2 separate regions of the Homo sapiens genome follow, and region 1 is linked to region 2. A link is a loop called in an ENCODE intact Hi-C map of the cell type or tissue named here. Cell type or tissue: heart left ventricle. All regions are shown on one strand. Each heading gives the region's core, and the rest is flanking DNA. Links, peaks and the distances in the headings are about the cores only.

Evidence for each region. Hi-C counts contacts between places; a loop is a spot of excess contacts. Peaks named below come from ENCODE experiments on the same cell type or tissue, not always from the same donor. Only the 100,000 strongest peaks of a DNase experiment are listed, where the experiment ranks them.
Region 1: a loop joins it to region 2, with 13 times the contacts of the local background. A loop is called at or near these places in 9 of 110 quality-filtered maps.

What each region holds. Positions count from the first base shown.
Region 1 is chr12:68,490,199-68,502,403 of GRCh38, reverse strand. No RefSeq gene overlaps it. Among named protein-coding and RNA genes, the nearest start is that of LINC02384, 45 kb to the right of the region's middle. In heart left ventricle, for the core only: no CTCF peak of the experiment used is centred there; no DNase peak of the experiment used is centred there; H3K27ac peaks cover 421 bases.
Region 2 is chr12:68,360,111-68,372,315 of GRCh38, reverse strand. No RefSeq gene overlaps it. Among named protein-coding and RNA genes, the nearest start is that of MDM1, 34 kb to the right of the region's middle. RefSeq lists enhancers at 6,570-7,091, 7,019-7,278, 7,092-7,614. In heart left ventricle, for the core only: a CTCF peak has its summit at 6,931; a DNase peak (open chromatin) is centred at 7,045; H3K4me3 peaks cover 981 bases; H3K27ac peaks cover 1,807 bases.

The DNA.
Region 1 (12,205 bases), core at 2,608-10,607, 130 kb before region 2:
TTGCAATACAACAAACCCTTCAATGCAAAACATTCAAATCCTCCTCTCTATAGCAACTGATGCCATATCTTAGCTCTTGCCTTTCCCATGGGCTAGATTTCTTTTTCTTTTCCTTTTTTTTGAGACGGAGTTTTGCTCTTGTTGCCCAGGCTGGAGTGCAATGGCATGATCTTGGCTCACTGCAACCTCCTGCCTCCCAGGTTCAAGCAATTCTCCCTGCCTCAGCCTCCCGAATAGCTGGGATTACAGGCATGCACCACCACGCCTGGCTAATTTTGTATTTTTAGTAGAGACACGATTTCTCCATATTGATCAGGCTGGTCTTGAACTCTCGACCTCAGGTGATCCACCTGCCTTGGCCTCCCAAAGTGCTGGGATTACAGGCGTAAGCCACCGTGCCCGGCCTTCCATGAGCTAGATTTCTTCCTTCACTCATGTAAGAGCTTGGCCTGGGTGATGAAGTGACAGCCACTAAAAGTTTCTAAAGCAGGTAACAGGGCAGAGGTTAAGAGTTCAGGGTTTGCAGGTAGACCTTGGTTTGATTTCTAATTCTACCATTAGTTCTGTGGCTCTGATCTGGTTATTTAACCTACTAAGCCTTAATTTCTTCCTCTGCAAAAGGGGTCCCGTGCGTGTTAAGAGCTTAGCATGGTGCCTGGCACAGAAAGCACACATCAATATATATTTATGCTGTTAATATTATTAACAGAAATATCTTAGTTTTACTTCAAGAAAATAGCCTCCTTTGCTTTTTATGCATGAGTCACAAATTGGGAATTACTTATTCACATTGTTATTATAAAATAGCTTTATTGTGCTAATTTTAAAAACCTGATAGTTTGGATGGGGACAATTTTCTTAAAAACAGCTCTGGAGAATTTGGTGGTTGTGTATCTAGTGTTAAAAAAGCCAGCCCAGCTTTGCCACAAAGACACAAATATCAGTGGCTCCAAATAGATACACAGATGGCCTTATGGAGCCCCAGATATTGTCTTACTCAGTTCACTGTGGGCAGGAAGAAGACCTGTTTTTAAGGAGAGGGAAGACGACTATAAGTGGTTAAAAATAGGATGCTTCTCCGTCCTCTCTCTGCTACTTTCACCCTCCATGTTTCCGACTATCCCCATTTTCCCTAAATTCCTCTTATCATCTCTGTACATGTTTCCCTCCTCCTTTTCTACTCTAGAAATAGTACATATTATGAGAGAGCAAATACTTGACACCATCCCCAGAAAGTCAGTGGTGGGGATAATGCATTTTTAATCCCAAACACCTGGCCTCCTTTTATTTGCCCACCGGAATGAGGTTTCTTGATTATTCAAAAAAGTCCTCTTACGCTGGTGCTCACAAATGAGTAAAAAGGTTAATAAATTTCAGGTCTACTTAGTAATCCAGGGAGATAGAAGTCTGCAAACAGAGATTTTTCTTTTTAGGTTGAATCTGACATTATGAAAAGCTACCCATCTTTTCTCATACTCAAAGTATTTACCCAAGCTTTAAACACTGGGTAGCAAGAGTGTGGTGAAGGAGCTAACATTAATCGTGGGACCATTTTGCGGAATCTCATGCACATTATCTCATTTAATTTTCATGACAATCCCTTAAGGAAAGCAACATCGTTCCCATATGACATAAGTGAGGACAGGAGGGGGCTTTGACATATCCTATCACAGAGAGGCCCATGCCGATGCAGTTTCTTTAAGCCCTGCTGATCCCTTGTAAAATTTAGTCATCCTCTGCCGCCGACCTCCCTCATCCACACAGTGGTATCATGCTGCAATACTTTGATACAAGTGCCTCTTTGCCACTGTGCAATGCCAGTTATGGTGAGATATAGCTCCCATTTCCAGCCACCTTCTGTGGCCAGCCAATTCATGAGACCATGGACAAGTGCAGACTCCATCTTACTAGGAGAGGAGACAGTGGAACTGATAGCCCCTCCCTCAGCAGTACAAATACAACATCTGTCTCCTCAAAGCTATTTCCTCTGCTCTGGTTATGTAGAGGCAGGCATGCCAGTGCCTTTATGTTGACTGGGGCAGTGGAGGTGGTGGAGGATGATAGTGGGAGGTAAGGAGAGTTTTCTGAATTGATACCTCTCAGTAAACCCTGCATGGCCATGGAAGGGGTACCTGGTGGTTTTGGTCTTTGGTTACAATTCTGGGACAAGAGCATCACTTACACATGGATTATCAAATTTAGCTCTTATAACAACCGTATGAGGAAGGTTTGTTCATGTAATATAGTAGTTGCAAACATGGGCTTGGGCTTTAATTACAGGTCTTATATCATTCACGTCAAGTTCAAACATGACCACTGTTGTGCCTATTTCCTCTCTGTATCATGGGAAGAATGATAGTTCCTACCTTATGCTATTGTGAACAGTAAAAGAGATAACCTACATGGTAGTAAATGCTGTGTAAGTGTTTGCTATTGTTATTTTTATTTTCCAGATGAGGAAACTAACACCCAGATAGGTTCATAGCTGTTGAAGATCATATAGCTAATATGTGCCTCTAAAAGCCATGCTCTTAGCCATTCCTTCACGGTGGTGTTACTTAGCCTTTTCCACATTCTGGCACACATGGAAAAAATGTGTGGTTATAATAATGTTATTACTCATACACAGCATTGGGGACAATTAATAGGATAGCTCAAATCTTAAGGTAATTGGTCTGGGAGGCCCTGACTGTGCCAGGTCCCCTCTGATTAACTGACACTCTGGCTGTACTGGAGCAGGGAACAGAACCTGCTTCTCCAGGCCAATAGTTAGGTAAGTCTTCATGGAGAAAATGATGTCTTAGGTGTGGCTGAAAGATTAGTAAAATTTAGTAGCAAAAGCAAAGGATGAGAATGGGGAAGTGGGGAAGTCTGCTTAATTTTCTCCTGTAGAAAATGGAGATCATGGTAATACCTGTTTCACAGGTTAAAAATGAAATAAAGGAACATACATGGAAAAGGCTTTGTAAGATGTGATATCAATGTTAGCTGTTACTATTCTTGAGGTAAATGAATAAAATATTTAAAACCGTAAAAGTGAACAGGGCATAGTGGTCGCAGAGATAGAACACTGCTACCAAACATTCACTTGGGGAAAGTTTACAGCTTTAATAGGACTCGTATCCTTTCATTCATCCATTTATTCATTCATTCTTAACCAAATAAAAGTGAACATAAGCATTCTCCAACATTTGTTATGAGGCTCAGCCTATTTTCATCAATAACTGAAGCAAGTAGGAATAAGATCAAGAATCCTATAATCTCAAGCCAGGTGTGTCTCTGAAGTCCATAGTAGTTTGGCCATATCTGGGAAATGGCATACCAGGCTGTCTCTATGTGATAGTCCCAGGGCTTCTTGGGTGAGGACTTGTCCAGAGGGGCAAGGCAGCTAGGCAGAAGCAGCTGGATCCCAAAACAAAGCTTCGATCATTGGAGGGAAGGGGTTTGGGGCTGTCACTCAGGTTGTCTCTGGCTCAGGGAGGGACATCTGCATCCTGTAGAGGGAGCATGGGAAGGTTGTGAGTAAAACTTGCACTGACAGCGTTGTCCATCCCTGGGGTCCAAGGACATCTGCCTTGGACCTCCTGCCCTAAGCTAGAGTAAGCCAAGAAAAAAGAAGGGAAGCGAGAACTTCTTTCCAACTATGCAACACAATACCGAGACACCTTGCCACTCTGAGGGCTCCATGGCATCAGCTGTGGTAGGAGATGTCAGCACCTGCTGGAAATGGTGGCAACCAAAGGATGGAGGCCACAGAAGAAGAGAGAATAGCAGGTGCTATGTGGATGAGAATCAGATTTATTTACGGAAAATATTCACAGAGTGATTAAGGACAAAAAGTAGGAAAACATGGGTTACATACAGAACAAGGCAAAGATAGTTAAACCTTGAAACTTTTCCTAAGTCTTCATAGCCAATTCATTTCTGTACCCTTCAGCTACATACATGTTGAAATCCAAGATGAGCTCTGTAGACCAATTCATCTCAAAATATTATTTAAGAAGTTTTTTTTATTTTCATAGAGAGTTCATTTAAAATTTGTCCAACTTTGACATTTTCTTTTCTGAATTTGTTGTAAAATTCAAGTTGGGTAATTTACACAAATGCATCAATATTTTAAAAGCTACCAATCTTACACATGCAAAAAAGAAGGTTTACAATCTTCAGTAATCTTTAATGTAACACACATTCATTATATATGAGCTCTCAAAGGAGAAACTTGCGTTGTTCGGAATCCTAAGTGCTACACGATGGCGTCTTTGGGAAACTTAAATACCACACATTTGCTTTGTAAAACCATCGTTGAGTGACTTTAGTGGATTAACCCTGAAAGTCATCATGACTGTTTTGTCTTTAATAATCTGGACCAAGCAAAAGGAGAAAAGTTTCTATGATGGGACATTCTTGTGGTCACAGTTTTAACAAGATATACTGCTTGAAATTTGCCTGTGATGCTGGAATGCTCATTAATTCTCGGAGAAGCTGACTCATTCTTTGTGGCTGAACTCAAATGTCACCTCTTCTGTGAACTAGTCCTCAAAACCTCGAGCAAGATTAATTGCTCCCATGGAGGTTGGTACATGCCTTTGTTATGGCACCGTTATTACATAGTGTCTTAGCTAGTCATGTGTTTTTTTACCCAATAAACTATGAACTTCTTGGGGTCAGGAAGGGTTCTTGGCAAAGGAGGCACCTAGTAGACATTTGTGGAATTAGAGTACGTATCTATCATCAGTAGATACTACATTTAAAATATGGATAGATTTGCACACTTGTAAAAACCAAGAGAAAAGTGTTCAAGGAGCTGTTGCCATCCAGATGTAGGACAGAAAAACGAATTTTGGGACGTTGTAATCTTAAAATTCCTTTAACTGGAGAGATTCAAGAGAAGTCAACAATATTTTGAGGTGAATGACTGAGTTAGTAAATGAAAGTTTCTCTTTATCCGGTGGGTACTTGATTAATACCTACATTTAAAGCTATCATTCAGGGGAGGGAAGGGGATGGGTCTGGTATTTGTCGAATTACTTCTGCCTACTAAGCTCTGTACTAGGAAGTTTCCATTACAGGATTTCACTTTAGGTGCAACCATCCTGCTGGTTGGGTTCTATCATCTTTTTTTGTCAAATGGAGAAACAGAAACTGCAAATTACTCAACTTGTATTTTCAGAGAGATTTAGTAATGTGAACAAAGTCATTCATCTAGTAAGTGGCTGGACCGGAATTCTAACGCAAGTCTGAAAAAAAGTCTTAGCATATACCTATACATATTAGGAAAAAAGGGAGAATTCAGCAGTTATTATGATAAATGAGGGGCAGCCCTCATCTTGTAGTTTACACTTACCCTCTTAAATACGTATCTAAGGAGAAGCGGGAGGTGGGATGGGGCTTGGATTAGGCAATATGTATGGTGGTTAAGCAAGTGGACTCAGAGTTAGACAACCTGGGTACAGAGCCTGGTTCTGTCTCCTTTTAGTTGTGTGACCTTGAGCAAATTATTTACCTTCCTCGAGCCTCAGGTTCTTTAACTGTAAAAATTGGTGGAGGGGAATACTCATCATTTCTATCTCACTGGATGTTGTTAGAATGAAATGAAAGAATGAACATAAACACTTAGCCAAGTGCTTGGCACACACTAATGCTCAAGACCTTATTATCATAATTATCCAATGCTCCATATTTACTACCCAAAGTCAACAGATAATTGCTTATCTTCCTACTTTCTTAATGTTTGGTAAATGCAGTGTTAAAGTGGAAGACAAGTCCACTCAATAGATCTGCAGCCAGAGTATTGGGTTTGGAATCATTCAATCGGAGTTTGGTTCCTGGTTCAGCTTCGTAATCTTGTCTAGACACGTTGCTCAGTTTCTCTGGACTCAATTTTCTTACCTGTAAAATAGTGATCAAAACTATACCTAGCTTACAGAATTCTTGCCAGGCAAGAATTGCTAAGACAAGGAGTACACGAAAGGGCATTTAAGCTAGTCTAAGAGAGTCAGGAGGATCTCCTGGAAGGGAATGAAGCCCAAGTGGACACCTAGAAAAGAAAAGAACTTGTCAACTATGATATACACTTATGTCAATAATACATTATTATTTAAATAACATAAGTATATATAACTGACATTTAAAGTTATTTTGGACTGTATTTCCCATTTTACTGATTTTTCTTCAGATAAAACCTTTGAATTTCATTAAGTTTTAAGAAGAGAAATGCCATGATTTATTTTTTTTTGGTAGATTGTAAGTATCTCCAAAATTTGGTCCATCATTTTCCTAAAGATGTTTCTAGTGAAACGCTAGTCTTCTGCAATATCTTCAATCATCAACTGTGTAAAGTGAGAACTAAAATAAATATAGACTGAAACTCTTTCTTGCTTTCATATTGAATGAGATAAGTGCATGAGCTGAGAGAGAGGGAGAGAGAGAAAAACACATGTTTACATCTTGGATGTGATCCTGAGTTATTCCCTGGATATAAATAAGACACTTTGAAAGGCACATTAACTTTTCCAGGTCACGAGGGTTTTCATTAGAATGCTGGACTATAAATAGTTCCCTAGTGAGGTAAAGGAAATGATGCCCTATTCCTTCTCACTCCCAGAGTTCTTAGCACACTGGAGAACAACATTCTTTTGCAAGTGTTTGGCTTACTATGTGCTGGTATTGTTTATAAGGTCAAATTTTGGATTAACCTTTTGAGATTTAAAATAAAATCAGACAAGGGAATCTTTGTGAACATTTTATTTCTTAGGGAAAATTATTTTACATGGAATTTACCTAGTGTACCACATAAAAATTCTTAACACAGAGTATCTCGCACAGTGTAAAAATATATTTCCCTTGAGTAGCTTAAATGTCATCATGTTTGGTACAAAATAGGAAATACTTCATTCTGCAAATTACCTTGCCAGAGCTTCTCTGCTATGATCTCATACATAACAGTGATATCTATATAGAAAAGGATAATTGAGGAATTACCTGGTGAATTCAAACAACAGCGTCAGTCACAAGTGATAATTCAGATAGTATTTTGTTTTGTTATCTTTTATTGTTAAATTTTTTTATTGTTATTATTTTTTAAGAAACAGAGTCTTACTCTGTCGCCCAGGCTGGAATGCAGTGGCCTAATCATAGGTCACTTGCAGCCTCGAATTCCTGGACTCAAATGATACTCCTACCTTAGCCTCCTGGGTAGCTGGGACTACAGGCATGTGCCACTATGCCTGGTTAATTTTCTTTTTCTTTCTTTTTTTTTTTTTCCCCCTTGTTAATTAAAAAAATTTTTTTTGTAGAGTTGAGTTCTGGCTGTGTTGCCTAGGCTGGTGGAAAACTGCTGCCCTCAAGTGATCCTTCTGCCTTGGCCTCCCAAAGTGTTGGAATTACAGTGAGCCACTGTGCTTGGCCTGTTTTGTTACCTTTTTAGAGCAAGATTATCTGTCTAAAGAATTAAAAAATTACCTATACTTATTTCAATGTATTTTGTCTGAAGTATTTCTGGGAGATGCATTGAACAGGCCACATTGGGATGAAGTGTGTTTGTTAGAATAGTAAGATCTGGCACATGGCTGGTCATGTCAGGTTTTTGCTGGATTATAACTGCTTGAGGACACAAACTGTATCTTATTTATCTTTGAATCCCTCTGGTGTCTTGAATGTAGTAGGCATTCTCTAAATAGTTATCAAGTTGATTGAAATTCATTTTGTTACGAAAATAATTTCTGGGCCTCCTAGGAATCAGACAGTGTTTGAAAAATATATCCCTCAATGCTCATTATTACATTTGGTTTAGTTTCTCGTGGGGACCCATATATGTTATTGAAACATAAAATATATCTGTAATAGGAAAATATGGATGTGACAAGAAAAGTAGCAGCAAAAATTGGGCAGCAACCTTTGGTAAATATGAGTAAAATCGATGCAGACCTGCTGACCTAACAGAATTCTTACAGATTTAGAGTTTTTGGAAACTGTTTCCACGGTTCTTGTACATTATACAGTTTGTCTTACTTTTCTCTTTTGACAGTTTTATTATTAAGTAAGCCAGAAAATGAGATGAGGAGATGCTTATCTCTCTCTCTCTCTCTCTCTCTCTGTGTGTGTGTGTGTGTGTGTGTGTGTGTGTGTGTGTGTGTGTGTAAACAAGAAGCCAATACAATTTCATCTCAATAAGATGAGCCCTGCTTAGGAGGATAATGACCATTAATTGAGAGACTAATATGTACCAGGCAGTCTTTAAATACATTAACATAGTTAATGCATACAACAACCCTATGAGGTACCTGTTATTTCCATTTTTAAAGTTTATAAGCTGATGTTCAGAGATGTTTAATAATTTTCTCAAGCTCACATAGTTAGTGGCTGAGCTGGGATTCACACCCAAAACTCTTTGACTAGTGAATCAGTTTTCTTCCCCTGTATTGTGCTTGACACAGAGGAGGCACCCACGCACGCTTATTCTTAGCAGTGTCAAAACATCTTTTTTTTGGGGGCACCATTTGTCTGTAATTATTACCTGTAGAATCTTTCTTTGAGCCTTAAAGCCAGATTAAGGCTTTGCTTATGTACAGCAGTAAAATAGTCCAATCTTAGCTTCCAGTACTGGCGATATTTTCTGGAAAGTCGGTAACTGGACAAAAGTGAGTCACTTTGAATAAAAGAAAAAAAGTGAAATAGGGTGTTTAAATAAATAAATAATAAAAAGTGAAATAACATTTTCATGTGTTTGCTTCTACTCAGAATTCAAATTGCTCAATTCGTTGCATTAGGAAAAGACAAAGGATTAAACACCCTCATATAGTTTTTGAGACAAAGTCTGGCTGTGTCGCTCAGGCTGGAGTGCAGTGGTGCAATCACAGCTCACTGCAACCTCTGTCTCCCAGGTCAAGCCATCCTCCCACCTCAGCCTTCTGACAACTGGGACTGCAAGTGTGCACCACCATGCCCATGTCTGGCGAATTTTTGTATTTTTAGTAGAGATGGGGTTTTGCTATGTTGCCCAGGCTGGCCTCAAATTCCTGACCTCAAGTGATCCGCCCTCTTTGGCCTCCCAAAGTGCTGGGATCACAGGTGTGAGCCACCGCACCTGGCCTCACTTTTTAAACTATTGAATTAGTATCCTAGAGTTTTTACTTTCAGGCAGTAATAAAGACACCCTATGGAAGAGCTGCAGGTGGAAGAGGTTGAGAAGGATTCTGTGTTTCATGAGTTGATATAGGGGTCAAGGTAGTATTTTGTCTGGGGAGGAGAATGGCGATATAAGAGAAGCATGAGCTAGTTTCTAGTCAATCTTCTTTCCTATGCACACAGGATAATTACAAAGTTAAAATTAAAAGACAATTTACCTATCTGACTTTTTTGTTTCAGTGATGTCACACTCAGAAGCAGTTAAAATAGCAGATAAGGAAACCCCTGGGTCTGTTGAGATCTAAACAACCTGTTTCTTTGTTGTACTATGTACCAGGTAAGGTGGTAAACAAAAGAAGCACAGTTCCAAACCTCATGGAGCTTATATAGTCAAGGCATGGAAAGGCAATATTTTCATATAATAGTATGTAAGAACTTTCAAAGAGACATTGCAGTCAAAAAAGATTCAACTCCAAGGGTGAAAACTTGCCTCCAAAAGGCTCCTGGAGCCAGGCTACGGCTGGAAGTGTTCAGAGGGACTGTGGGAAGACAAGATAATTGAAGGAAAAATAAGGGCTCCAACTAGTTTAAGGTATTGACATCAGCAGGAGATTGCACCGCACCTAACTGGGGTTACTGGTGTTATTAAGCAATACAGACTGCCTGGGCATTAAAAACTGACTGGAGTGGGTACCATAGTGGTTTAATGCAAACTACCTTCATTGGTAACTTGAGGTAGGTATATCTGAACTCTAGCAGCTGATCACATCCACTTTCTGTGAAAAGGCTTTCATAATACTTTTTAAAAAATTATTTATTTATTTAGGTACCAGTAACAGCACATAAAATTAATCATTTTAAAGTGAATATTTTGGTGGCATTGAGTGCATTCACAATGCTGTGCAACCGTCACCTCCAGTTCCATGACATATTCATCACTCCAGAAGGGAACCCTATAGGTGTTAAGTAGTTGTTTCCCATCCCCCTTTCCGCCTGTGCCTCATATCTACAAATCTGTGTTCTGCCTCTGTGGATTTACTTTTGCTGCATACTTAATATAAATGGCATCATACAATAGGTAACCTTTTGTGTCTCACTTTTTTCACTTAGCATAATGCTTCTGAGGTTCGTCCATGTTGTAGCATGTATCAGTACTTCATTCCCTTTTATGGATGAATAATATTCCATTATATGTATACACCACCTCTTGTTTATTCATCCACTGGCAGACATTTGAACTGTATCTCCCTTTTAGTTATTGTGAACAGTGCTGCTGTGTACATGGGTATACAATACATGTACTTGTTTGAACACCTGTTTTTTAATTCTTTTGGCACTATACCTAGGAGGGAAATTGCTAAGTCATATGGTAATTCTACGTTTAATGTTTTGAGGAACACCAAACTACTTTCTCCAGTGGCCAAATGACTTTACCTTCCAACAGTATATTAGAGTTTCAATTTCTCCATATCCTCCCCAACACTTGTTTTTTGCATTTTTTGATAGCCATCCTCGTGGGTGCGAAGTGGCACTTCATTGTGGTTTCGATTTACATTTCCCAAGTGACTAATGGTGAGCATCTTCCCATGCTTGTTGGCCATTTGTGCATCTTCTTTGGAAACATATCTATTCAAGTCCTTGGGCCATTTAAAAAATCATGTTGTTTGTGGTTTTTTTTGTTGCTGAGTTGTCATAATAATTTGTGAGCCATGTAGTTTAACTATGTTATGTTCAAATCCAACACCCAGAGCTGTCTTAGCGATGGGCTTGTTGGGAGGTGTGGGCAGGGAGAAGGAACATAGGAGAGGTGGAATTTCGTGTGTGGGTGAAAGGGGGTAACGTCAAGATTCACCTTCCCTCATAACTCAGAAGAGGAAGTGCTAACTCTGGCATGGCACTTTGATGGATTTGCCTTCCTAGAATCTGTGATCTCAACTTCATTCTCACCGTCAATGTCTGGCTTAGTAGTAAAGATCTACCATTTTTGAGTGCACTGCACACAAATTATCCTACTTAAGCTTCATAGTCATGCTGGTTGGTGCTATTATTTTAATTTTGCAGATTACAAAAATTGAAGCTTGGGGAGATTATGTAACTGGTCCAAAATCACAACTAGGGCAGGGTGCGGTGGCTCATGTCTGTAATCCTAGCACTTTGGGAGGTTGAGGCTGGCAGATCACTTGAGGTCAGAAGTTCAAGACCAGCCTGGCCAACTTGGTGAAACCCCGTCTCTACTAAAATACAAAAAATTAGCTGGGCGTGGTTGTGCATGCCTGTAGTCCCAGCTACTCGGGAGGCTGAGGCAGGAGAATCACTTGAACCCGGGAGGTGGAGGTTGCAGTGAGCTGAGATCAGACCACTGCACTCCAGCCTGGGGGACAGAGCAAGACTCTGTCTCAAAAAAAAAAAAAAAAAAAAAATCACAACAAGATGGAGGTTGAATGAGTAGAATTCCTTTCTCCCAGATCCATGCCCTTTCTCTGTTGCTCCATGGATGGCTCGCCACTTGTTTGTCTCATTACTGCAGCCTCCTAACCTTTCTCCCTTTCTTCAGTACCACCTTCTTCAGTCAGTCCTCTGCACTGCTGACATTGGCATTCTTTCTTAAACATAAATCTTATCATGCTACATCTCTGCTTGAAGTCTCTTAATGACTTGTCATCCTTCAAGATCCACTGTTTTCTCTTTCAAGTTACCATCTTTTGCTTCCCTCATTTGTGCCCTACTTTACAGTCCTGTCAAACTACTCCCAGTTTCTTGAATCTGTCAAGCTGCTTCATAACCTCATGCTCAAACATAGAGTTCCCTCTGCCTGGAATGTATTAAAGGTCCCTCCTCACCCACAGTACATTATGAATCTTTCCCCCATGCCATAAAATGCACAAATATTGGCAAATGAGGTAGTCAGGGGAAAAGAAAGAGAGGAAGCTGTCGTTATTTACTTACTTTACCTTGACTACCTGGAATATCCAAGAGAATTACCTGAAAAACAAGAAGGTAGTCAGATATAAGATTTTAAAAAATCAGTAGGTCTCCTAATCACCAGCAGTAACCAATTAGAAAATGTAATGGAAAAAAA
Region 2 (12,205 bases), core at 2,631-10,630:
TTTTACATAGATATAATAATTATGCAAATATAATGTTATAGATCATATCATGTAAAAATATTAATCTCAATTCTTTTTACTTAACATTGTGTTAAGTATTTTCACTTTTACCCAATCTTCATATACTTTATTTTTAATAACTGCATACTATTCCATCAAGTAGATATATTCTCGCTTACTAATCTTCTATTGTTGGATATTTAGACATTTTAGGTGGTTTAGCTTCTTGCAAATTATGAATAATTTTGCTATAAATATCTGGATATCTTTGGGCATAAAGTTTTTTCATGTTTTGAAGTATTCCCTTACAATACCTAAAGTAAAATTTCAAAGTCAGTCAGCATTTGAAATTCCTAATGCTCGGTGCCTAACTGCCTTCTCAAAGTGTTATCAATTTCTGTTGGCACCAGCAATTTATGAAATGCCCATTTCACTTAACCTCACCAAGGTCACTTCCTTCTCAACCACTAAAATCTCTTGAAGAACCTGGACATCCCAAAGGCAGCAGCACTGAGTACTCAGGCCAACACTTGCCCCTGTTCTCACTCCCTTCCAAGGGCAGTGTTTCAGCTCCAGTTTGTGGAGGGCAAACTTTCCTGGTTCTCACCCCCTCAGGCTGTGCAACCTTGGATAGCATATTTAATCACTCTGAGCATGTTTCCTCCTTTTAGGGGAGTGAGACAACTCTTCAGTTGCTATTTATTCTATTTCAAACTCTTTAAATGGACCTAGGGCAACCTCCACTTGCATTTCCTACCCTTCCATCAATACACACACATGCACACACACACACATGCGTACACAAACACACACACACACGTGCATGCGCCTGCACATACCGCTCTCTGAGGGCTGTCCACCAAGACCATCTTCCCACTCACCTTGTCCTGTCCTTGGCTCTCTGATTTCTTTGCTTCTCCCTGTAGTTCTCAGCCTCTCCCTCCCTCCCCATCTCCCTTTTTCCCTCCCTCCCTCAATTCCTTCCTGCCTTCCTTCCTCCATTCATCCAACAAATTTATCAAGGACCTACTAGTCCAGCCATAAGTGCTGGGAAACATGGAAAAGAAGGCAGCAGTAGTTCCTACGTACATGGACTTTACATACTAGTGGGGATAACAGATTAAAAATAACAACAAACAAACCCATACAATAGAAAGTTACACATTGTGATGGGCATTAGGAAGGAAATAGATGAAGGCTAAGAGAGAGAACCTCGGGAAAGATCTTTTGATAAGGAAGTAATACCCCCCTCCCTCACCCTTGCTTACCCCCTTCACTCCTTGCTGTGCTTTCATCTCCACAGTACTTAACACCAACTGACAGAATATTTTACTCTTTCCTGGTTTATTTGTTTATTTCCAGTCTCCTCCAACTTGAATGTAAGCTCCACGAGGGCAGGGCTTTGCTGTTCACTGCTGTGCCTGGGCACTGCAGGCCTCCATAGCATTAGCTGGGTGACTGAAGGAGTGGAAGGCCCTGGGACATGTGTGCAGAACTGGGGCTGTTTGTGAGGATAGGTGGTGTCAGAGGTGTATAGGCGGAGGGAACGTCATGTGCAGAGGCTCTGAGAAAGGGAAAAGGGGTGGAAAGGAGCCCAGAGGGGCTGAGTCAGGTGAACAAGGGGGCAGCAGCACCAGGAGAGGTTTGCCAGGCTTTGCAGGCCCTGGTCATGGGTTTGGATTTCACTCTTAGGGCAGTAGGAGGCCCATGATAGTTTTGCTTCGATGGGACACTGGGATACGCCTCCGTGCCCTGGCAGAGTATGTCTAAGATATTTGTGAGTGGGAGTGGAGTTGGGAGTGGGGAATCCACATGGTGAGTTCTTGTGCATGGTTTTGTCTTAACCCTATGACCGAATACTCCCTGCTGGGTGTGGGGGACTAGACTCCTTCCAAGCCTGTTGTTTTGGGACCCTATGATTATCAGTCAGCAAACATATGACTACACTCCCCGAGTTATCATGTTTCCTTGTGTTTTGACATCCAGCCTAGTGGCTGACCCAGATGTGAAACCTCGCTGCTGAAACAGGCAGGCTCTGGAGCTGCCATTTTTTAGGATGACAGTAGATCTGAATGACATCTGGTGGTTTATGGGAATATCTTGTCACCGACCATTTCAAGTGCAAACAACTTCCTTCTCACCCACCTGCTTGCTGCCTGCTTCCCTTTCTTTGCCTTCCCTTCCCACTGGGGAATGCCAGCCATTTGATCAGCATTTGTCAGCGCAGTTAAGCCACATCATTGTTTGCCCAGAGGGACCTATTTCCCTTTGCCCAGTCCGGGCCCTTGAGCAAACCTGGGAATTTATGGGATCCACGGAGCTGAGAGGTTTGTGAGTAGCACAGAGTAATATAGAAAAGTGCAAATGGGGAGCTGGACAACTCAGGAGACTGTAACATGAGGCATGTTAGCGATACCATTTCTCTTCTTCCTGGAATGGGGAGGAAGGGTGTCCTTTTTTTTGTTTTGATTGTGAGCAAATGGCCCAGCATAGATCCAGCTGTTATAACTGAATTAAATTTACAACAAACTTAGTGTGGCACATTTTGAATAGAGCATCTAATTATTATTGGGTTGCATGGCAATAAGGAACACCCTATAAACAATTTATTGATACAGTATAGCTTTCATTCAGCCAAAACACACTTTGTTTCTTTCATCTCCCTTTGTCTCTCTGTCATCTATAATTGGCATTCATGGTATTCTCTGACGGTGCTAGATTAATTATCATATGGGCACACAGTACCTGGTAGCAATTATTATTCTGAAGAAGAAATTAGAGTCCACTCATATCATTAACAAGTGGGAGGACCAGCATGGTGTTCCAGTCCTGGGATTCAGACTTCAGCCCATCATTTATTCGGCAGTGGTATGCGCTACGGTGTAATCACTGTCACCCAGCACATCTGAAGGTCTTAGGCTGTCCTTTGCCAAGAGTAGGGGTGGGTGGAGTGGCTGGGGGCAGGGTAAAGACATACTTGGAGCAAAGTTCTCTGGATCCTGAGGTCTGTGGTCTTAAGGCAGATGGGGGCGGAATAAAGTTAAAGGAGGTGGGGCTGGCAGCACGATCCAGGGACTCTACATTTCCTGTACCCCTACTCCACCCCTGCATCAAAGATATGTAGAAAGAGCGGGAGGGGCGTGGTGGCTCACGCCTGTAATCCCAGCACTTTGGGAGGCCGAGGCGGGCTGATCACCTGAGGTTGGGAGTTCGAGACCAGCCTGACCGACATGGAGAAACCCCGTCTCTACTAAAAATACAAAATTAGCCGGACGTGGTGGCTCATGCCTGTAATCCCAGCTACTCGGGAGACTGAGGGAGGAGAATCACTTGAACCTGGGAGGCAGAGGTTGCGGTGAGCCGAGATTGCACCATTGCACTCCAGTCTGGGCAACAACAGCGAAACTCCATCTCAAAAATAAATAAATAAATAAACATTAAAATAGAAAATATGTAGAAAGAGTTTGGATCAGGATTAGTCTTACTGTAATATCAGAAAAATTCACTGGTCAAAGGATGGCTCTCTCACTTGCATATCCACCAAAGAGACAGAGTATTTTATTACAAAAAAGGCATAAAGGTGAGAAAATAATATAAAGGATCCAACCTTTGGGGGTATCTGAAGAGGGGAGGCAGAGAATGCCTTAGGGGGGTGGGGAGCAGGTGGAGCAATCAATGGGAGGGTGAGGTGTATGTGTGAGGGGAAGGAAGTCAAAGCAGGGACTGAAGAGAAGACAAACTTCTCCAATTGCTGATGTTGCCACGTGGTCCTGTATGTTACAGAAAGGAATCTTCCTGACAGTCTTTTCTGTTTGAGAGCACCACACCCATTCCTTTGGGAATATGAGTTTTCTCCACTTATTTCCTGCCCTAGGAGTTTCATGAATTGGCTTGCCAAGGACAGGGGTCAAACTATCTCTGACAGCAATTAATTGCTTAGTGGCTTATGGAGTAAGCGGCTTACTTCAGGCAGATGGGACAGCAGTGGAAATTTGAATTCTGCTTCATGGCGGTCATGTGGATACTTCATTTTTCTTGGGCATTGAACCTGTGTACAACCGCAGAGAAGGGAACAGCAAAGGGTGAAAAGATGCTAAAGCCAATTGAGCAATCTGTTCTTTGCAGGCTTGGGAGTCCTTAAAAAAAGCTACTTCAGAATAGGTCAAATGGAGGGGTGGCAGGCAGTTCATGGTTGCTATGGTGACCAACAAACATGTTTGGCTTCTAGAGGTCCTGCCCCTGAAGAGGATGATGGCTTTTGTTATGAAATTTGTGAATGTCCCTTCATCTGTGTCTTCACTATTTATTTTCAAAGTTGTCAATAGTAACGGACTATGCATCACTTGTGGCCCATCTCTGTCCAGGTTTGGTGCTATCCTTGGCCCCTACATTTACCTCTGCTGGGATGTGAGGTTCTGACCTCTTTCAGAGCCTGCAGAGGTTTATGGGAACCACAGAAAAGCACAGGGGAGTGTGGCCATGAGGAGACCAGGGCTCTGCTGTGTGACTTTAACTGTTGTGGCCCTCAATTCTATTAAAAGGGGGGTAAAAATATCTGCTCTTATTAGGAAAAATGGCTAATGCATGCTGGGCTTAATACCTAGGTAATGGGTTGATAGGTGCAGCCAACCACCATTGTACACATTTACCTATGTAACAAACCTGCACATCCTGCACATGTACCCCAGATCTTAAAGTAAAAATAAAAATTAAAAAAATACCTGCTCTTCCTACCTTCTGAGGTTTTGTGAAGGTATATGAGATTTTAGATGTAAAAGTAACTTGAAAATATTGAGTGCATTATATTCTTTTATAAAGGAGCATAAAAATTTAACTCCACAATCCTGAGATAGAATGCTTATTACAGATGGTAAATATGTAAGTGTCAACCCTAATTGAATGATAGTGGCTGTCTCTGTGTTGAGAAGGATATGAGGCTGCATCCAGGCTCAGCTGGCAATGGTGCCAGTCATTTAGTGATGTCAGTTATGTGTATACGAGGCAGAAGTGGCATCACAAGTGCCATGTATTTGCTGTCTTGGTTTAGGACATTCTTCCTTGCTTCTTGCTGCTGCCTTTGGAGGTTGGGAACTCATTACTGCTCTGTAGCTTGCTTGGTATTGGTTTGTCAGGGCTGATTCATGGAAGCTAAACTCCTACCCTGTCAACCTGAAACCTGTAATTTTGTTTTTTCAAAACAACATTTTGATTTCTTACTGGTAAAAGTGAAATGTGTTTATTGTTAGAAATGTGACAAATAGTAGAGAAGCAGACAGAATAAAATAAGAACAGCCCATAATCTCATCATTCCTGGATAACTTTTAACATTTTGTTTATAGGTTTCATGCCTTCTGATGTAATTTATTTTATAAAAGGATCATTAGTTGCTTTATGGAGAACAGATTGTAGGCGGGCAGTGTGAATTCAGGGAGACTAACGGGGAGGCTCTCATAGAAGTCTGGGGGAGAGATGCTGGTGGCAGAGGAGTGGGCAGTGCTGATGAGGAGAGGGGCTGGATTTGGTGCATATTTTGAACATAGAGACAACAGGACTTGCTACTAATGGGTTGGATGTAAGGTATGAGAGAAGAAGGAAGGCATCAAGCATATGATGCCCTGGTTTCTAGTCCCATCTCTTGTGAAATGATGATCCATTTACTGAGATGGGAAACAATGAGACGGAAGCAGGTGTGTGTGTGTGTGTGAGGGGGAGGAGACAGCAATGGAAATCAAAAGTTCCATTTTGGATATAAGAAGGCCAAGTAAGAATTTCACACCTGAGTGAGGATTTCTAGTCGGGAGCTTAGGGGAAGAGGACAGGCAGGGAGATTTTATCTGGCGGATTATCAGCATAGAGAGGATGTAGGGGAGATGGTCTCAGGAGTGACATGTAGATGGCCAGGAGGTCTGAGGACAGAGGTTGAGCCCTCTAATATGGATTGGTTGGGAAGAGGAGAAGGATGCAATATGGGAGAACAAAGGAGCAGCCAGTGGACTAGGAAGAAAACTAGGAAAGAATGCAGTGATTGGAAACCAAGGGCAGAGGGTAGTTCAAGAGAAAGGAAGTGCTCCTTCTCTCTATGTACACAGAAACACTCACATGCATAGATACATATGCACACACATATTTTTATGTGAGACTATGCCCATTTTTATATAAATGTAGGGCTTTTCATTTATTATGGTGACTTTTTTATCCCCTTAAAAACCTTCCAAAAGATTATTTTGAATGGCTTTAAAGTAGTCTATACTTGTAGCTGTAACCTTAGAAGGAACAACCTTGTATATACATTTTATGTTTCTTTAAATTCTTGAAGTGGAATTACTGTGGATATGAAAACCTTTAAGGCTTTTGATATCTGTTGTCAAATTGCCTTTCAGAGAGGTTGTACCAAGGTTGTACACTCCACCAGCAGTCAACTGAAACCAAGCATTTGGCAAGCATTATTAGCATTAAAATTATATATATATGTGTGTGTGTATATATATATATAAAATTTTTAAATATATGTATAAAGATAATTGCACACACACATAAACACATATATATGGATATATATGTGTCTATATATGCCTGTGTATGTATATGTGTGTGTGCAATGCTATCTAGTTTTCTCCACTTGCATGACTTGGTTACTGGAGGTTGAACAAGTTTCAACATAAGGCTTCTTGTGTGCGGTCTGAGTGGTGAGCAAGTTGATCTGGCACCCACACCCCCTTAAGTATGAAAAAAATGAGTGTAAACATCCCCCAAGTCAGCCATTCAGGGCATGAGGGCTGCGGAGGAGGAGGAAAGCTGGTTCTGAGCTAGTTTCTCGGTGGGGGTGGAGTAGATCTTTGTCAGCAGTGAAGGAGCCGGTGTGGTTCCCACAGCTTGCAGTGCCTCCTCCCTTCCCGGCCAGACTTCCTGTGGGCCCAGCCTGGGAAAGGGCGTGGTCACCAAGAGGCAGAAGCAGCCCTCCTCAGCTGCACCAGCCCCGATGTGTTAGGTGGTGAAGTCTCTGTTGCCCTGTGAACCGCAGCCCACGTTGCCCAATTCAGCAACAAACACGAGCCATGGGGCCCAGGCCGACTGCCCCACATACAGTGTCCTTTCCTGCCTGGGTGGAGCCTTCTCGGTCTGAGAGGCCGGTCCTCTGCAGAGAGACCTTCGGAATCCTCCCTACGGCCTGGCTGGGCCTCTGTCCAGCTGAAGCGGAAAGACCCGGTGTGCTGTGAAACTGCAGCAGGGCAGCATCCGTCTGTTGGTCTGCGGCGTCGCAAAGGGCGATTGCACCACGTTGTTAGGCTGTGGATGTGGAAATCGACAATACTGAGGCGATAGAAATCTTAAAAGAATGTATGGGACATAAAGATAAGCCAAAAATGGGGATTGTGGCAATCTTGTGTGTAACATTTCTCATTTCATAACTGTGCCAGTCGCAATGTAACTCAAAGGAAAAAAGAAAGCACCACAACCCTTTGCTTTCTGGGTAGCACAGACACCTGTAATATTTTCTATGGTCGCCAAGGACGAATTCCTGACAGAGTGCAATTAGCACAGGTTCAGAGGCCTCAAGTCCAAAGGAAAGGATTCTGTGAGAAGTTAAAACTGCAAGATGAAAAATTTTCAGTAGAAATGGCGCTGATATTGAGTTTCTTCAGATGTTTTTCTTTTTGTATTTATAAAATATTTCCATTGTAAAGCATTCAATTAATGAAGAATGGTGTAAAGTAAAAGCTAGTCTTCTCTCAAGTCCCTCAAACCTCACTCCCACTTGCTAACAGTTTGGTACGTGTTTTCCAGTGCTTTTATTATGCAATTATGAACATTTATATGAGTATAGTACATAGCTCATGTATAGTCCGTTTATCAAGCTGCTAGCATGCAGTTAGTGTTCAATAATATATACCCACACATACAATTTAAAAACTGAAAATGAGATTATACTATGCAAATTCTGCAACTTGTTTTAAGTTTTATTTAAATGCAATTTCTCTTTGTCTTTTTGGCAGGTAGTTTAGTTTCATCTTTGCTTTATAAAGACAAAAAATCAAAAACTTTTTCCAGCCAAGGACTACCAGGTAGATGAATTTATTCGACTATTATTTGTTGCATGCCAAAGATGCATCAGGCATTGCTCAAGGAGCTGGGAATGAGTGAAATAACAATCCTCACCCTCATGGAACTGACATTTTGGTAGAGGGAAGCAGGCAATAAACATGTTTAATAAGTGGATTGTCAGATGTTGATAGCAGAGCAGATAGCAGAGCATGTTGGGGATGGTTAGGGAAGGTCTCCCTGAAAAAGTGACACTTGAGCCAAGGTCTAGAGATGGAAAGGGTAATGCCACAGGGATATCTGAGGAAGGGCGTGTCAGGGAAAACAAACAGAATGTACAAGAGCCCTGAGGAGGGAGATAGATGACTTCCTCAGAAACAGTAAACAGGCAATGTGGCTGGGTAATGGTGAGAGAAGGGAGGACAGATGGGGTGGTTGGAAAGGACCGGTGGGGCCTTGCAGGGGATTTGGAGGTCCTGGGCTTTTACTCTGAGGGGGATAGCCTGTTCCTGGGGGCATGGAGCAGAGCAGCCTCATGATGTGATGCATGTTATCACATGAGCACCCCGGCTGCTGTGGAGAGTAGACTCTCTCAGGCAAGGGCAGAGGTAGGGATGCCAACTGGGAGGCCACGGTGGCGATGAAGCAGGGGAGTGACAGTGAACATTGGGATGGGGTGTTGGCAGTACAGGTGGGGACGCTGTTGGATTCTGGGTACACTTACAAGGTAGAGACAACAGGATTTGCTGATGGATCAGATGTGGGATATGAGACAAAGTGCAAAGCCGAAGATGACTATGAGGACCTAGTAACGCATGGAGTGTTCCTAATGAGAACTTTATTCATTAGTCAAGGCAAGAAACAAACAACACGAGAGTATGGATGACAACAGACATCAGAACATGGAGATCTGGAGGGCCATTATAGACCCTCTTTTCCTCTCTTTTTGCCTCCACAATATCATGTGCTATGCCACATGTGTGTCTCCTCCATATCAGCACCTCTCAGTCCTCACCCTGAGAAACCCCTAATGGGAGAGGAGTACAAACTATGAATCCCAGCCGTCTGGGCCAGAGCTCATGGGGCCCATTACAAGCATGGCATTACATTAATACCTTGTACTAACAAAATCCATGTTAATGCTGGATTCTACTCCAAAATATCTATATGTTCATTTTAATATATTCATTACCTATAATTAAGTAAAATTGTTGGTCTTGTATGATGGGCCACTGACATACACCAAGAATCCCTGAGAAGATATAAGGCTTGGAGATGTTTGGCCCATGCCTTTCCTATTGTATGTGCAGGAATACTGCCTCCCAAGAAGAGCCCACTTATTCATGGGTTGGCTGGTCCCTAAAGCACCTCTGCACTTCCAGGACCATGCTGTATACCTGTACTGAGATGAGCAGGTAACCAGATCAGGCACAACACAGAATGGTCGTCTCACCAGCTTGGGCTCTTCCATCTCTACACTGTAGTACAGGCACTTTCTTACAGATGGAAATAGATTTTTCTTCCTTCCTTTTACCTTATAACATTCTACTCATCCTTGGGTTTTTAACCTGTTTAAAAGCTTTTCTCAAATTTCACATCCTGTTCATGATGCCTTATGCTACCATTCAAAGTGATAACTTGTTTCAATTAATCCTTAGAGCACTTATTTTCTACGGGGATCGTGGTATATATTGGGAAGACAAAGCTTGAGTCAGAAGAGCAGGGCCTTGGAATCAGGCTTACTTTAATTTAAACGCAAGCCCTGCCATGATCATCTGTGTGATTTTAGGCAACTTTCTTCACCTCCAAGTCTATAAAATGGAATTCAAAGTGGAACTGGAAGGATGATTAAGTGAAATGGACATGTGAAGCACCTAGCACAGTGCACAGCCATTTGATAAATATTATTGCCTCTTCCCCCTTAACCTCTTAATTTGGTACTTTTAGTATTCTACTTGTATGGTTCCATGTTTTGAATTTTTATGTGTTTTAGTTCTCTAACTAGACAATAAACTCTTAGAGTTTAGAAACCACATTTTATATTTCTTGACATCCCTGAAACATCCATCACAGTACCTTGAATGTGGGAGATGATTTATAAATGTTTGCTGATTGATTTATGGATTTTTTTTTGGCAAGTTTAAACCTGAAGGACATACTACTCTCTGGAGTTGAGAACATAGCAATGAGCCTCAAAGAAGAAAATGAGCCTCAGTGTTCATGGAGGAAGGTCATTGCTTAGCACCTTGGGAAGACATGCAGCTGATGGATGAGGAGGATGCTGGATGGCTATGCTGAGTTGGCTTTAGACTCTGCTCACCAGCTTTGGAAATGGTTACCCAGAAAGATGACAATATCCTGATAACCCCTCCATGACCAAATTCTTTAGCAAAGCATTTCAACAGGCCATCACCGTGGCATGTGGACTGATGGGTTGCACAGCTGTTATTATGTGCTTACAAGGGAAATTAGGAGTAATTAATGGACTGGGATCAATAACAGTATTATATTGTAGTGAATGATTTAATTTTCTAAGTGAAGAGGTAAGCACAGATATTTCACATCATTAAAATAGATGTGAATCAGCATAGCAGGTTTGAAGAAACTACTCCATTTTTTGTTGTATATAAAAGTTTAAATTTTTAACTTCTATTTACTTTTTGAAAAGGTAACGCATGCATAAGGTAACTTGAACAGTTCAAAGTAGTATTAAATAATTGCTCCCCAGAGACAATCACTATTGCTAGTGTATTGAGTGTTCTTCCAGAGGTGCCCTATGTATTTGTGTGTGTGTGTCCCTTAGCTGGAAGTAGTTTCGAGAATCCAAGAACTTCCTGTTGGTCTGCTATATCTGTTTGGTTCATCCGTATATCTCTGGTTGTTACCCCAGAGACCAGACCATACAGCCCAAAATTTATGGTCAATAATTATATATTGATTGAGTAGATCTATTTTAGTCAGTGACTGATTTAATCTGTTTTAGCAGTTTTTAGAAAATGATCGGCATTTGCTTGATACATCTTTATTGTGAATTAACAAGACATATAATTTGACATGTCTAGATAATAGAGCATCTTCATGAATTCTAATGTATTGGTACAATAATTTTAAACCACTGGTACAGAAGCTGCCTCTCTGAATATTCTTCACTGACTGGAGGGAACTCTTTGGAAAATATGTGCCATCTGAGTTTAAATAAGAATGGGTTAAGAAACAAAAAAACAAGATTAAAAATATGTCAGAATACACATGCAAATTGGTGCAGTTATTGAAAGTTGCTAGTTGGGAGGCTACATATTTTAAAAATTGCCTCCTTAGGTTTACAAGCCACATATTACTGTGGCTGCTGCCACTTCTACTATTATTGCTGTTGCCACTACTAACATTATTACTATTTATTTGGCATTTGCCCCTATACAGTACCGTGTATACTTACTTACCACGTATACTTACAGTACCATGTAAGTATTTTGTATGCATTATGTCATTTAATCTCGTAGCAACATTATCAGGTAGGTATTATTATCATTTGCATTTTATAGATGAGAGAACCGAGGCAAATAATGATTTCATAACTTGCTTATGTTCACAGAGCTAATAAAATGGTGGAAGAAGGATTGTGGCCCAGTGTGATACTAGAGCACATACTTCTGAGTCGTGCTTCAGTTTTGACCAAAAATGGAACATTCTTATTGATCATCCTTTCTGTTTGCCAAATTTAGCTCCAAATGACTTTTTCAAAATTTTATATTTTTTATTGAGATGGGGTCCCACTGTATTGCCCAGGCTGGTGTTGAACTTCTGGCTTCAAGCAATCCTTCCACTTCAGCCTCCCAAAGTGCTGGGATTACAGGTGTGAGCCACCGCACCAGGCCAGTGCCTTTTTTTTTTTTTTTTTTTTTTTTTTGTGGAGATAGGGTCTCGCTATGTTGCCAAGGCTGATCTTGAACTCCTGGCTTCGAGCTATCTCCTGCCTTTACTTCCCATAGTGTTGGGATTAAAGGGGTGAGCCACTACACCCAGCCAACTTTTGACTCTTTCAACAAATGAAATCCACTTTCAGAAAGAATGCTGTTGTGTTAGCACTGGGTTTTCAAAAGATATGTGTCAATTTTAAAAGAGGAGCTTCCAAAATGGTTTGCATTATTAAAATGGGTGAATACTT